3 separate regions of the Homo sapiens genome follow, and regions 1 and 2 are each linked to region 3. A link is an interaction called in ENCODE POLR2A ChIA-PET data of the cell type or tissue named here. Cell type or tissue: GM12878. All regions are shown on one strand. Region 1 overlaps RAVER1 (ribonucleoprotein, PTB binding 1). Region 2 overlaps ILF3 (interleukin enhancer binding factor 3). Region 3 overlaps ANGPTL6 (angiopoietin like 6).

Region 1 (4,000 bases), 230 kb after region 3:
CCCTCCAGCTCCCACCTGGACCAGGGCCCAGGGGTCAAGAGACAAATCCATGCTGGCCACTGAGCAGAGCTCATCCCTGGGCCCTGAGTGGAGGGCACCCAACTGATGGACAAGGGCGCTGGGACCCAGAGGTTGGGTCACTCACCCGAGGCCACGTAGCAGGGAAGGAAGGGGAAGTGGCTGGGGGACACCGTGTGGGCAGGGTCTGCGTTACCTGCAGGCAGCTCCCCGAGGAGGGGGTTGGCTGGCTGGGCCCCAGGCTGGAGGGCGCCCAGGGGTGAGTCTCCCAGGATGCCGGGCTTCTAGGGACAGAGCACAGACAGTTGCAGATGGGGGCAGGGTGGCCCAGGGAAGCAGACAGGTGTGGCCCAGAGTCTTGGCAGACACACCCCAACTCCAGGGCACGGCCGATCCTGGGCAGACAGGCACAGGGTTCCCCAGTGCCCGCCACACTCCAACTCTATCACTGTCCCATCAGCCATGGTGACCGAGGGTCTCCTGAGCTCCAGGCCCCAGTTCCCTGGCCAATGATTGCAGCACAGTATCAACTGCAGCCACATGGAATGGGACAGCCACACAGTGTTTCAGCCACTTTTAGTCACAGAAGGCCAGACCCACAGGCTCACATATTCTGTCAGTTACCACCAGACAGACACACCTGACTTAGAATCCAGGGAACCACACCAGACAGGACGGAGCATGGGTGTATGTCTATGTGTGTGTGTGTCTGTGTGTGTGTGTGCGTGTATATCTGTGTCTTTGTTTCTGTGTGCATGAGTCTGTCTTGTGTCTATATGTGTGTCTGTGTCTATGTGTGTGTCTTTGTCTTATGTCTTTGTGTGTCTATGTCTCTGTGTGTATATTTGCATCTTTGTATGTGTGAGTCTATATGTATACCTGTGTTTCTAGGTGTGCGTGTGTGTGTGTGCACACACTGAGGGGATAGACCTGGAGTTTTTTCCCAGGCATGTCTATAGAGCTTCCGAGCAGAGTCTATTCACAAACTGGTGCCCAGCAGCGGCGCTCCCAGCCCACACCCAGTTTCAGGCTGTAAATGGGCGTGTCCAGGTCCCCTGACCCCACCCCAGGCACCAAGTCCAGGGGCGCTCTCAGAATGGAGGGAAAGATGGCGAACCATCATGAGCAATTGCCAGAGGGGGATGGGGATGTGGGTGGGAAAGGCAGGGGTTTGGGGGAGTCGCCCTCACCCTGGTTCTGCGCCCCCAGGGCACAGCCAGAGGTCCCCCCACCCCACCGATCGCACCAGCTGTGTTGAAAAGAGCCTGTAGGGGCTGTAGAGCAGTGGGTGAGGGGGATGCGTGTGTTACCTTCTGGCCCTGGGTCTGCAGGGCGAGCTGCAACAGCGCCGTGGACAGGGCTGGCCCATTGAGCAGCGGCATGGCTGGGGGGGCACCCAGGAGGCCTGGAGGGAGACATAGGAGGATGTGTGGGGGTCCCTGTGTCCTCCCTGCCCCACCTCACGAAACACAGCCCTGAACCCATTGATGGGGCAGGAAACTGACACTCTGGGGCCGGGGGGTGGGCAGTGGACTTGCCCAAAGGAAGGGCCTAGAAGGGGCAGAGGCTACTCCAGTGAAGGTCAGCCCCCTCTTGTCAGCACCCCACCTCACTGCAGGCTGCTGTGTGGCCCTGGTCCCGGCCCCCAGTTGTGGACAGCAGCAGCCCCCGCTATGACTCCATACTCCCCCTCGGCCCTACTCCTGGGGCTCCTGTCACTGCAGCCAAGATGAGCAGTTTCGGGAAGTGCCGGGGGCAGCGCTGCAGCCCCTGTTCTGCACAGTGGGGCCCCTGTCCAGCCCCACCTTACCCTGCTTCCCCCCCGCACTGCCATGGAGCAGGGGGTTGAGCAGCAGCTGGAGGGACGCGGATGGGCCCAGGTTGTTGAGCAGCTGCAGGATGTTGGGCTCGGGGAGGAGTCCCTTCCCCCGATTGAGGGCCTGCAGGAAGGAACAGAAGCAGCTCAGAGTGCCGCTGGGGCCCTGACATCCCCATGGGGCTCCCATCCCCACCCCGCCACCTCTGCCCGCACAGGCTCACCGTGGCCTGGGCAGCGATGAGAGCGGCCAGCATACTGCGGCCGGGGGGCCCAGGGGCGCAGAAGGAGACTCGCAGGTGGCTGCCCCCCAGGGACAGGCCGTCCGCCTGCTGCTGTGCCTCCTCCGCCATCTCAGCCGTCTCATACTCCAGCACCGCGAAGCCCTTCAGCTGCCCATCCTGGCCGCACGCCAGCTGCCGGAGGAAGGCAGGCAGTCATGAGCATCTGGGCAGCAGTGACTGCACCACCCCGGGAAGTGACAACCGTAACCAGACTCAGCTGCCCCATAAGGGTGAACTCCACGCCAGGCCTCCACTGCCCTGTGCCTCATTCCTGCATCAGCTCATCTGATTTTCCCAATGACCCTGGGAGGCTGCATCATACCCATTTCTCAGAGAAGGCAACTGAGGCACGGAGAGGTCAGCGCACCCAAGGCCACACAGCTGGAGGGAGGGCGGAGCTGGGAGCCACCTCACCAACAAAGCCAAGGCCACGGGCGGATGCGGTGGCTCACACCTGTAATCCCAGCACTTTGGGAGGCCGAGGCGGGCAGATAACCTGAGGTCGGGAGTTCGAGACCAGCCTGACCAACATGGAGAAACCCCGTCTCTACTAAAAATACAAAATTAGCCAGGCGTGGTGGCACATGCCTGTATTCCCAGCTACTTGGGAGGCTGAGGCAGAGGCAAGAGAGTCACTTGAACCTGTGAGGCAGAGGTTGCGGTGGGCCGAGATCGCGCCACTGCACTCCAGCCTGGGCAACAAGAGCAAAACTCCATCTCAAAAAAAAAAAAAAAAAAGAGATAATCAGCAACGGGTGGGGAAGGAAGGGCTCTCGTTCCAGACAGTGGCCAAGCCAGGTAGCAGTGCTAAGGGAAGTGGTTGGGCTGGGCACCGGCACTTGCTGAATGCCCGGGCAGCAAAGGTGCAGGTAGCAGCCCTTCACCTCTGCCCACGCCCTGTGCCAAGGTCTGGGCACAGATCTCCCATAACCAAACCTGTCGGCTTTTGTTTTGTTTTGTTTTTTTTGAGACAGAGTCTTGCTCTGTCACCCCGGAGTGCAGTGATGTGAACTTAGCTTACCGTAACCTCCACCTCCTGGGTTCAAGTGATTCTCCTGCCTCAGCCTCCTGGTAGCTGGGATTACAGGTGTGCACCACCACGCCCAGCTAATTTTTGTATTTTTAGTAGAAATGAGGTTTCACCATGTCGGCAAGGCTGGTCTTGAACTCCTGACCTCAAGCGATCCGCCTGCCTTGGCCTCCCAAAGTGCTGGATTACAGGCGTGAGCCACTGTGCCCGGCCATAAACACACCCATCTTAGGGATGAACAGAGAGAGACTCAGAGGGGTCACAGAGTGATCAAGGCCACACAATTCCTAAGTCGAGGGACTGATGTGTGAACCTCAAGCTGCTTCACTGTCAAGCCCACCCTCCATTCAGCTGGGTCACCTAACATTAAAGGTGGGCTCCTCGGAGGACATCACTTCAACGCCTGCTACTCATCAGATGCTCAACAAATGTTTGGTGAGACCAGGCCCAGTGGCTCGAATCTATAATCCCAGCTCTTTGGGAGGCAAAGGCAGGAGGATCGTTTGAGCACAGGAGTTTCAGACCAGCCTGGGCAACATAGGGAGACCCCATCTTCACATAATTTTTTTTTTTTTTGAGGGAGTCTCGCTCTGTTGCCCAGGCTGGAGTGCGGTGGCATGATCTTGGCTCACTGCAACCTCCACCTCCCTGGTTCAATCAATTCTCCTGCCTCAGCTTCCCGAGTAGCTGGGATTAAAGGCACCTACCACCACGCCTGGCTAATTTTTTTTCTATTTTTAATAGAGACAGGGTTTTTGTTTTTTGTTTTGTTTTTTTTGAGACGGAGTCTCGCTCTGCCACCCAGACTGGAATGCAGTAGTGGGATCTTGGCTCACCACAACCTCTGTCTCC
Region 2 (4,000 bases), 570 kb after region 3:
CCAACTTTTTTTTATGAGATGGAGTCTCACTCTGTCGCCTAGGCTAGAGTGCAGTGGTGTGCTGTCGGCTCACTGCAGCCTCCGCCTCCTGGGTTCAAGCGATTCTCCCGCCTCAGCTTCCTGAGTAGCTGGGATTACAGGCGCCCGCCCCCACACCCGGCTAATTTTTGCATTTTTAGTGGAGATAGGGTTTTGCCATGTTGGCCAGGCTGATCTTGAACTCCTGACCTCGTGATCTGCCTGCCCTGGCCTCCCAAAGTGCTGGGATTACAGGTGTGAGCCACCATGCCCGGCTGTATTTGCCAACTTTTTATTTTGTCAAGGAAAATATCTTTAAATTAGTGATCATTCACCATTTCCGTTTTTCATAATTAGCAAGATTGTCTTTATCACCAAAACTATAGGAATAAAATAAAGGACAGTCCTTTAAGTTGAAAATATTTACTAAAATCTTTATTTCTGGCTGGGCGCGGTGGTTCACGCCTATAATCCCAGCACTTTGGGAGGCCGAGGCTGGCGGATCACTTGAGGTCAGGAGTTGGAGACCATCCTGGCCAACATGGTGAAATCCCGTCTGTACTAAAAATACAAAAATTAGCCAGGAATGGTGGTCTGTGGCTGTAATCCCAGTTACTCAGTAGAGTGAGGCAGAAGAATTGCTTGAACCCACGAGGCGGAAGTTGCAGTTGAGCTGAGATCACGCCACTGCACTCCAGCCTGGGTGACAGAGCAAGACTCTGTCTCAAAGAGAAAAAAAAAAAAAGCTCTTTGATATAATAATACTGTTGCAGTCTGAACTATGAACCATTGCACTGGACTTCACATTTTTAAATATTTCAGAATGGCATTGATAGCAAGATTTTAGACTGGCATTGCCTCGCTCGGTTGCTTGCTTTTTTTTTTTTTTTGAGACGGAGTTTTGCTCTTGTTGCCCAGGCTGGAGTGCAATGGCGCGATCTCGGCTCACTGCAACCTCCATCTCGCGGGTTCAAGCGATTCTCCTGCCTCAGCCTCCCGAGGAGCTGGGATTACAGGCATGCACCACCACACCGGGCTAATTTTGTATTTTTAGTAGAGATGGAGTTTCTCCAAGTTGGTCAGGCCGGTCTGGAACTCCCAACCTCAGGTGATCCACCCGCCTCAGCCTCCCAAAGTGGTGGGATTACAGGTGGGAGCCACTGTGCCCGGCCGGTTGCTTTCTAAGAATAATTTTCAATGTGCCCTTGATGGCGTGACTCTGTCAAAGTTCAAGGAGTCACCAAGACTCCTAGCTCAAGTGTATCATTTCAGCTCACAGCCCAGGATGGGCCAGCTCCAGAGGTCAGGAAACCAGGAGGTGGGTTGAGTCTCTGAATTTCAGAGCCTAATTTGGTCTCTCTCAAGTGAATATCCACTTCAGGACCATTCCCTAGAGTTGCTGGGAAGGCTGTAAGACTTATGAAATACCCCGAAGACAGGTGGGGCCATACCTGTGAGGGTGTTGCCACTGTACCTGTCCATTCCACAAACATCTGTTCATCCACTCATGCTGAACTAACTTGGGCATGTTTCTTTTCCAACAAGTGCCATGAACCTCATAGTGTAATTAGTGAGAGGTCAGAAAGATGGCCATTGCACCACAAACATAATGTTTTGTGGTTGAAGCTTCTGTAACTGCATGTTGTGGGTGGGCTGGATTCAGGAACAAAAGAAAAATGAATCCCTGTGTGTTAAACCATCCCAAACCACCAAGAAGTCATGTTTAAAATCCCAATACTTCATTTACCACTTGATCCTGCCTTGGGTTTGTTTTCAGAGAAGCTGCATGTTGCTGGTGCCCAGGATTGAATCATAAAAATTGTAAGAATAGGCTTTGCTGGTGCCAGGTTTGAATAAATGTGGTTGCAAGAACAGCATTGTTCATCGTTTCGCAGCTTTCGTTTAAAGTTAGATTAGTAGGGGCAGCGGAGTGTTGCGTGTGGGTGGGTGCTGTAGGCTTATTGCCAGCAGTGTGCCTCACTAAATATCCTCTTGAAAGGGAAGTTTCTGCTCACCCTGAAGACTGCTGGATCAGTTAGTGAGACAAATTCCAAGAAGCTGGCTTGGATGTCAAATTGGTCTTGGGCTCATAGAGAGGAATGGATTTGTTGCCCTGAAAAGGAGCGATAACTCTAGTTTTTAAACATTTGTTTTAGTTCAGATAATTACTGCCCTTATTCATTGTGTCCACCTGAGTCAGAAAGCATTGCTGCTGTTGCCTGGTCTAAGGGAGGAGGACCCAGGCATGTAACGGACTGCATGCTGGCCAGTTGTGGTGGTCAGAGCAAGCTGGAGGCCAGCGAGGCCCTTCAGGGGTCTTTTCAAGGGTCTGCCTTGGGGAGCAGAGGAAGATGAAGTGAGGCAGTCGTTATAGCAAGGGCACACCCACGTTTCTCATTTTGAACAGTGAAGAAAGCAGATGGAAAGCCACATGTAGGGCATTTGCTGAAGACAGGTGTGTTGGGGGCGTGTGTGTGTCCTCTGAGGCATTTTGGGTGGGGCGATATTTTGACCGAATGATACCTTGTTCTTCAGTGCTTCAATGGTTGATGGGGTGGCTTTTTTTCGAGATGGAGTCTCTCTCTGTCATCCAGACTGCAGTGCAGTGGCGCGATCTCGGCTTACTGCAGGCTCCGCCTCTTGGGTTCACGCCATTCTCCTGCCTCAGCCTCCCTGAGTAGCTGGGACTACAGGCACCTGCCACCACGCCTGGCTAATTTTTTTGCATTTTTTTTGAGATGGAGTCTCGCTCTGTCGCCCGGGCTGGAGTGCAGTGGCGCGATCTCGGCTCACTGTAACCTCCGCCTCCCGGGTTCAAGCAATTCTCCTGCCTCAGCCTCCTGAGTAGCTGGGATTACAGACGCCTGCCACCACGCCCAGCTAATTTTTGTATTTTTGGTAGAGGTGGGGTTTCACCATGTGGGTAGGCTGGTCTCGAACCCCTGACCTCGTGATCCACCCGCCTCAGCCTCCCAAAGTGCTGGGATCACAGGCGTGAGCCACTGCTCCCGTCCAATTTTTTTGTATTTTTAGTAGAGAGGGGTTTCAACGTGTTAGCCAGGATGCTATCGATCTCCTGACCTCATGATCCACCAGCCTCAGCCTCCCAAAGTGCTGGGATTACAGGTGTGTGCCACTGTGCCTGATAGTGGGGTGATTTTCTACTTCTAACTCTCTAATGTGTCACATGGCTTTTTTTAATAGATTGTCTGTATCAACTGGGGGTGAACTTTAGTCTTTTAACAATTTTCAGACTATGAAGTTTGGATGTAAACACCTCTAATGTGGGAAGTTAGTTTTTTTTAAAGTATCTGTATGGAGTTATGGATATATATAAATTTAATGTGTTGAATCTGTTTTATTTTAGTAACATCTTTTGAAAATGTTCAAACATAGAAAAAAGGGTGATACAATTTTAGTGAACACTTAGGCCGGGGGCAGTGGCTCACTGCCTGTAATCCCAGCACTTTGGGAGGCCGAGGTGGGCAGATCATTTGAGGTCAGGAGTTTGAGACCAGCCTGGCCAACATGTTGAAACCCCCGTCTCTACTAAAAATACAAAAGTTAGCCTGGCATGGTGGTAGGTGCCTGTAATCCCAGCTATCCGGGAAGCTGAGGCAGGAGAATCACTTGAACCTGGGAGGCGGAGGTTGCAGTGAGCCGAGATCGCGCCACTCCGCTCCAGCCTGGGCAACACAGTGAGAGTCCGTTTCAAAAATAATAATAATAAAAAATTTAAGCTGGGCGCAGTGGCTCAACGCCTTTGTAATTCCAGCACTTTGGGAGGCCGAGGCAGGCAGATCACTTGAGGTCAGGAGTTCGAGACCAGCCTGACAAATGTGATGAAACCCCGTCTCTACTAAAAATACAAAAAAAAATTAGCCAGGTGTGGTGGTGCATGTCTGTAATCCCAGCTACTTGGGAGGCTGAGGCAGGACAGTCTCTTGAACCTGGGAGGCAGAGGTTGCAGTGAACCGAGATC
Region 3 (4,000 bases):
CTGCTGTCTCTGGGTCTGGTCTCTCTGGGGCTCTGGGGCTGGGTCCAGCATCCTACTGGTGTCACTGGTGCTACCCACAAGACGGACCGGAACCACAGGCACCAGTGGGGGTGGCGGCAGGACCTGGGGTGACGGAGAAAGTCAGGTGTAATTGCACTAACCCTCAGGCCAGGAGGCCTGGTCTCAGGGGCAGAAATGGTGGATAAATCTCCCAGCTCCCAAATGACCTGGACATCTGGCAGTGGGGGTGTCCCAGCCCTAGGAATGATCCTCCCCAAAAGCTAAACAACTTGGCTTTAAAGTGCAGACAGGCTGGGCGCTATGGCCCGTGCCTGTAATCCCAGCACTTTGGGAGGCCGAGGCGGGCGGATCACCTGAGGTCAGGAGTTCGAGACCAGCCTGACCAACATGGTGAAACCTCCGTCTCTACTAAAAATACAAAAAAAATTAACTGAGTGTGTTGGCTCACGCCTGTAATGCCAGCTACTCGGAAGGTTGAGGTAGGAGGATCGCTTGAACCTGGGAGGTGGAGGTTGCAGTGAGCCAAGATTGCACCACTGCACTCCAGCCTGGGAGACAGAGCGAGACTCCATCTCAAAAATAAAATTAAAAAAATAAAGTGCAGACAGAGCTGGGCTTAAATACCGGCTCTTGGTGCTCATGGTTTAATTGATCTGTGCCCCAGCCTCCTCTGTAGAGTAGGGATAATAACAACACATCCAACAGTATCTAACTTACTGACTCCTCTCACCAACCCTGTAACGTAGGGACTGTCACAGAGCAACATTCTCTTATCCCAAACCCAGACCAGGACACGTTCCAGAATTCAGAATAACACGGCTGGATTTAGACACAGTGACACAGGGAGGGTTATGTATATGCATGTGTGTATAGAATATACATAACACTCCTAAAGGGGTTTTTGGTCTTTACGTGATAATGATATGTTTAATTATAGGATCCTATGACTATTCACATTAAGTGGTTAAGTGAAGGCTATAAATAGCCACCAGTCACTTTTTGACCCAAATAAGTTACCAGAAGGGGCGAGTAGGAATCCGGTTTTCAGGGTTTTGCGGATTTCAGAACTGTGGATAAGAGATCGTGGGGTTGCAAAACCCCCATTTCACAGACGATGCTGCTCTCCGGGGAGGCTGCGAGGTTACCTGCTGCTGCCCGCCCGCGCCTCCCGGGCACAGGCGCTCCAGGCGGGCGATGAGACTGCTCTGCTGGGTGACGAGCTGCGCCAGCTCGCGGAACTTGACGTCCAGCTGGTGGAACCGGGCGGCTGCGCGCTGAGCCTCGGCGGACGCGTTGAGCACGCGCTCCCCGAGCAGCGCCAGCGCCGCGGCAGGCTCCGCCCCCAGATCCGCCCCCGGGCCCGCCCCGGGCCCCGCCTCGTGCTGCAGCTGCGCGCGCAACTGGCCCAGGCGCGCGCTCAGGCCGCGGCTCTCCTTGCGCAGCGCGCGCACCTCGCCGGCCACGGCGCCGTCGGCCGCCGCCAGCCTCTGCAGCTCGCGTAACAGCTCCTCGTGGCGGCCGACGCGCATGCGCAGCGCCGCCAGCTCGCTGGCGTTGGCGGCCTCGGGCGTCGCCCGCGTGGATGCGGGGCCGCTCCAGCACACAGCGCCCGTGAACTTCTGCGGGGGCAGCACGAAGGTGTAGGTGCAGCGCGGGGCGCCCGCCCGCGCCCACGACGCGCCCAGCAGGAGCAGCAGCTGTAGCGCACGCAGCCAGGGCTTCCCCATCGCGGCGGACCTGCAGGCAGAGGAGGAACGGAAGGAAGACGGGGTGCTGGGGCCCAGCGAGACCCCTCCGCTTCCACGCGGGGATGCGCGCGTCTACACCCGCGATGTCCCGGGCCCATAATTTCAGTCCCCATCTCATTCCCCCCACGGCTGGAGGGCCCCAGGGTGATCCCACTCTGGCTTCAACACCGAGCTCTTGGCGCCAGGCCGGATAACGCATCTCAAGCATTCATTCATTCGACAAGCGAGGCCGGGCGCCGTAGCTCACGCCTGCAAGCTCAGCACTTTGGGAGGCCGAGGCGAGAGGATCGCTTGAGACCAGGAGTTCGAGACCAGCCTGGGCAACATGGGGAGACCCCTGTCTCTACAAAAAAAAAAAAAAAAAATTAGACAGACGTGGTGGTGCACACCTCTGGTCCCAGCTATTCGGGAGGCTGAGGCAGGAGGATCACTTGAGCCCAGGAGTTCAAGGCTTCAGTGAGCCATGATCGCTCCCCTGCACTCCAGCCCGGGCAACAAAGTGATAGCCCATCTCAAAAATAAATAAATAAATAAAAACAAGGCTTATGGGGCCGTTCAGGCCGGTAATTCCAGCACTTTGGGAGGCCGAGGTGGGCTGATCACTTGAGCCTAGGAGTTGGAGACCAGCCTAGACAACACAGAGAGACCCTGTCTATACAAAAAATACAAAAATTAGCTGGGCATGGTGGCAAGGGCTTGTCATCCCAAGATCGCCTGAGCCCAGCAGTTCCAGGCTGCAGTGAGCTGCGATCACGCCACTGCACTCAAGCCTGGGCGACAGAGCAAGACTCTGTCTCAAAAGAAAAAAAAAAAAAAGCAGTCACTAGGCACAAATGTGTGCCAGCCCCCTTTCTAGGCACTGGGAATACATTTAGGAACAAAACAGACAAAAATCCCTCCCCTAGTGGGCAAAAAAATAAATATGTACTGTATAGGATGAATAAATAGAGCATATTAGACAATGTTAAATGCTAAAAATAACAGTAGGGCCAGGCGCGGTGGCTCACTCCTGTAATCCCAGCACTTTGGGAGGCTGAGGCAGGTGGATCACGAGGTCAAGAGATCGAGACCATCCTGGCTAACACGGTGAAACCCCATCTCTACTAAAAATACAAAAAGTTAGCTGGGCGTGGTGGCGGGCACTTGTAGTCCCAGCTACTTGGGAGGCTGAGGCAGGAGAATGGCGTGAACCTGGGAGGCAGAGCTTGCGGTGAGCCGAGATTGTGCCACTGCAGCCCAGCCTGGGTGACTGAGCGAGACTCCATCTCAAAAAAATAAAATAAAATAAAATAATAAATATAAAAATAACAGTAGGACTGGTGAGGCGGCTCAGGCCTGTGTTAAGGCGGGAAGACTGCTTGAGGCCAGGAATTCAAGACCAGACTCCAGACTGGGCAACGTATCCAGACCCTGTCTCTACCAAAAAAAAAAAAAAAAAAAGGAACTGCAAGTGCACAGAACCACATCTGGCTAATGTTTAAATTTTCTGTATAGTCAGGGTCTTGCTATGTTGCCTAGGCTGGTCTCCCCTGGCCTCAAGTGATCCACCTCTGCCTCCCAAAATGCTGAGATTACAGGTGTGACCCACCATGCCCTGCTAATTTTTAAACTATTTTGTAAATCTGGGCTCAGTGGCTCACACCTGTAATCCCAGCTCTTTGGGAGGCAGAGGCGGGAGGATCGATTGAGGCCAGGAGTTTGAAGCTGCAGTGAGCTATGATCGCAGCATTGCACTCCAGCCTGGGGACGAGAGCAAACCCTGTCTCTTAAAACAAAACAATAACAAAAAACAGCAAACTAGGTAAAGAATACGCAGGTCTGTGCAGGGGCAGCTTGAGAGGGGGTTGCCTAAAGGGAAGGCCTGGTGGAGGAGCAGATCTAAGTGCAAAAGCTCTGAGACTGGACCCTGCCTGATGTATTAAAGCAACCTGGGAGAGGTTAAAGCAAAAGCGAAGGGAGGCTGGGTGCTGTGGCTCATGTCTGTAATCCCAGCAGTTTGGGAGGCCAAGGTGGGTGGATCACCTGAGGTCAGGAATTCGAGACTAGCATGACCAACATAGTGAAACCCCATCTCTACTGAAAGTGCAAAATTAGCCGGGTGTGGTGGTACAGGCCTGAAATCTCAGCTACTTGGGAGGCTGAGGCAGGAGAATCACTTGAACCTGGGAGGTGGAGGTTGCAGTGAGCCGAGATCGCACCACCGCACTCCAGCCTGGACAACAAAAGCAAAA

Evidence for each region. ChIA-PET counts read pairs that join two places held together with the same protein. Peaks named below come from ENCODE experiments on the same cell type or tissue, not always from the same donor. Only the 100,000 strongest peaks of a DNase experiment are listed, where the experiment ranks them.
Region 1: POLR2A ChIA-PET joins it to region 3 with 6 read pairs; 4 of 35 experiments call an interaction of 5 or more read pairs at or near these places.
Region 2: POLR2A ChIA-PET joins it to region 3 with 7 read pairs; 1 of 35 experiments calls an interaction of 5 or more read pairs at or near these places.

What each region holds. Positions count from the first base shown.
Region 1 is chr19:10,321,317-10,325,316 of GRCh38, forward strand. RAVER1 (ribonucleoprotein, PTB binding 1) reads right to left here. Exons shown (of 13, transcript NM_133452.3): 4 at 2,059-2,250; 5 at 1,829-1,958; 6 at 1,329-1,423; 7 at 215-302. Among named protein-coding and RNA genes, the nearest start is that of FDX2-ZGLP1, 7.3 kb to the left of the region's middle. In GM12878, no CTCF peak of the experiment used is centred here; no DNase peak of the experiment used is centred here.
Region 2 is chr19:10,660,638-10,664,637 of GRCh38, forward strand. All of the region lies in intron 1 of ILF3 (interleukin enhancer binding factor 3), which reads left to right. Among named protein-coding and RNA genes, the nearest start is that of ILF3, 8.3 kb to the left of the region's middle. In GM12878, no CTCF peak of the experiment used is centred here; no DNase peak of the experiment used is centred here; H3K4me3 peaks cover 1,756 bases; H3K27ac peaks cover 1,035 bases.
Region 3 is chr19:10,094,816-10,098,815 of GRCh38, forward strand. It overlaps ANGPTL6 (angiopoietin like 6), which reads right to left. Exons shown (of 6, transcript NM_031917.3): 2 at 1,167-1,758; 3 at 1-123. The coding sequence starts at 1,748. Among named protein-coding and RNA genes, the nearest start is that of ANGPTL6, 5.9 kb to the right of the region's middle. RefSeq lists silencers at 1,251-1,390, 1,451-1,510. In GM12878, no CTCF peak of the experiment used is centred here; no DNase peak of the experiment used is centred here; H3K4me3 peaks cover 553 bases; H3K27ac peaks cover 498 bases.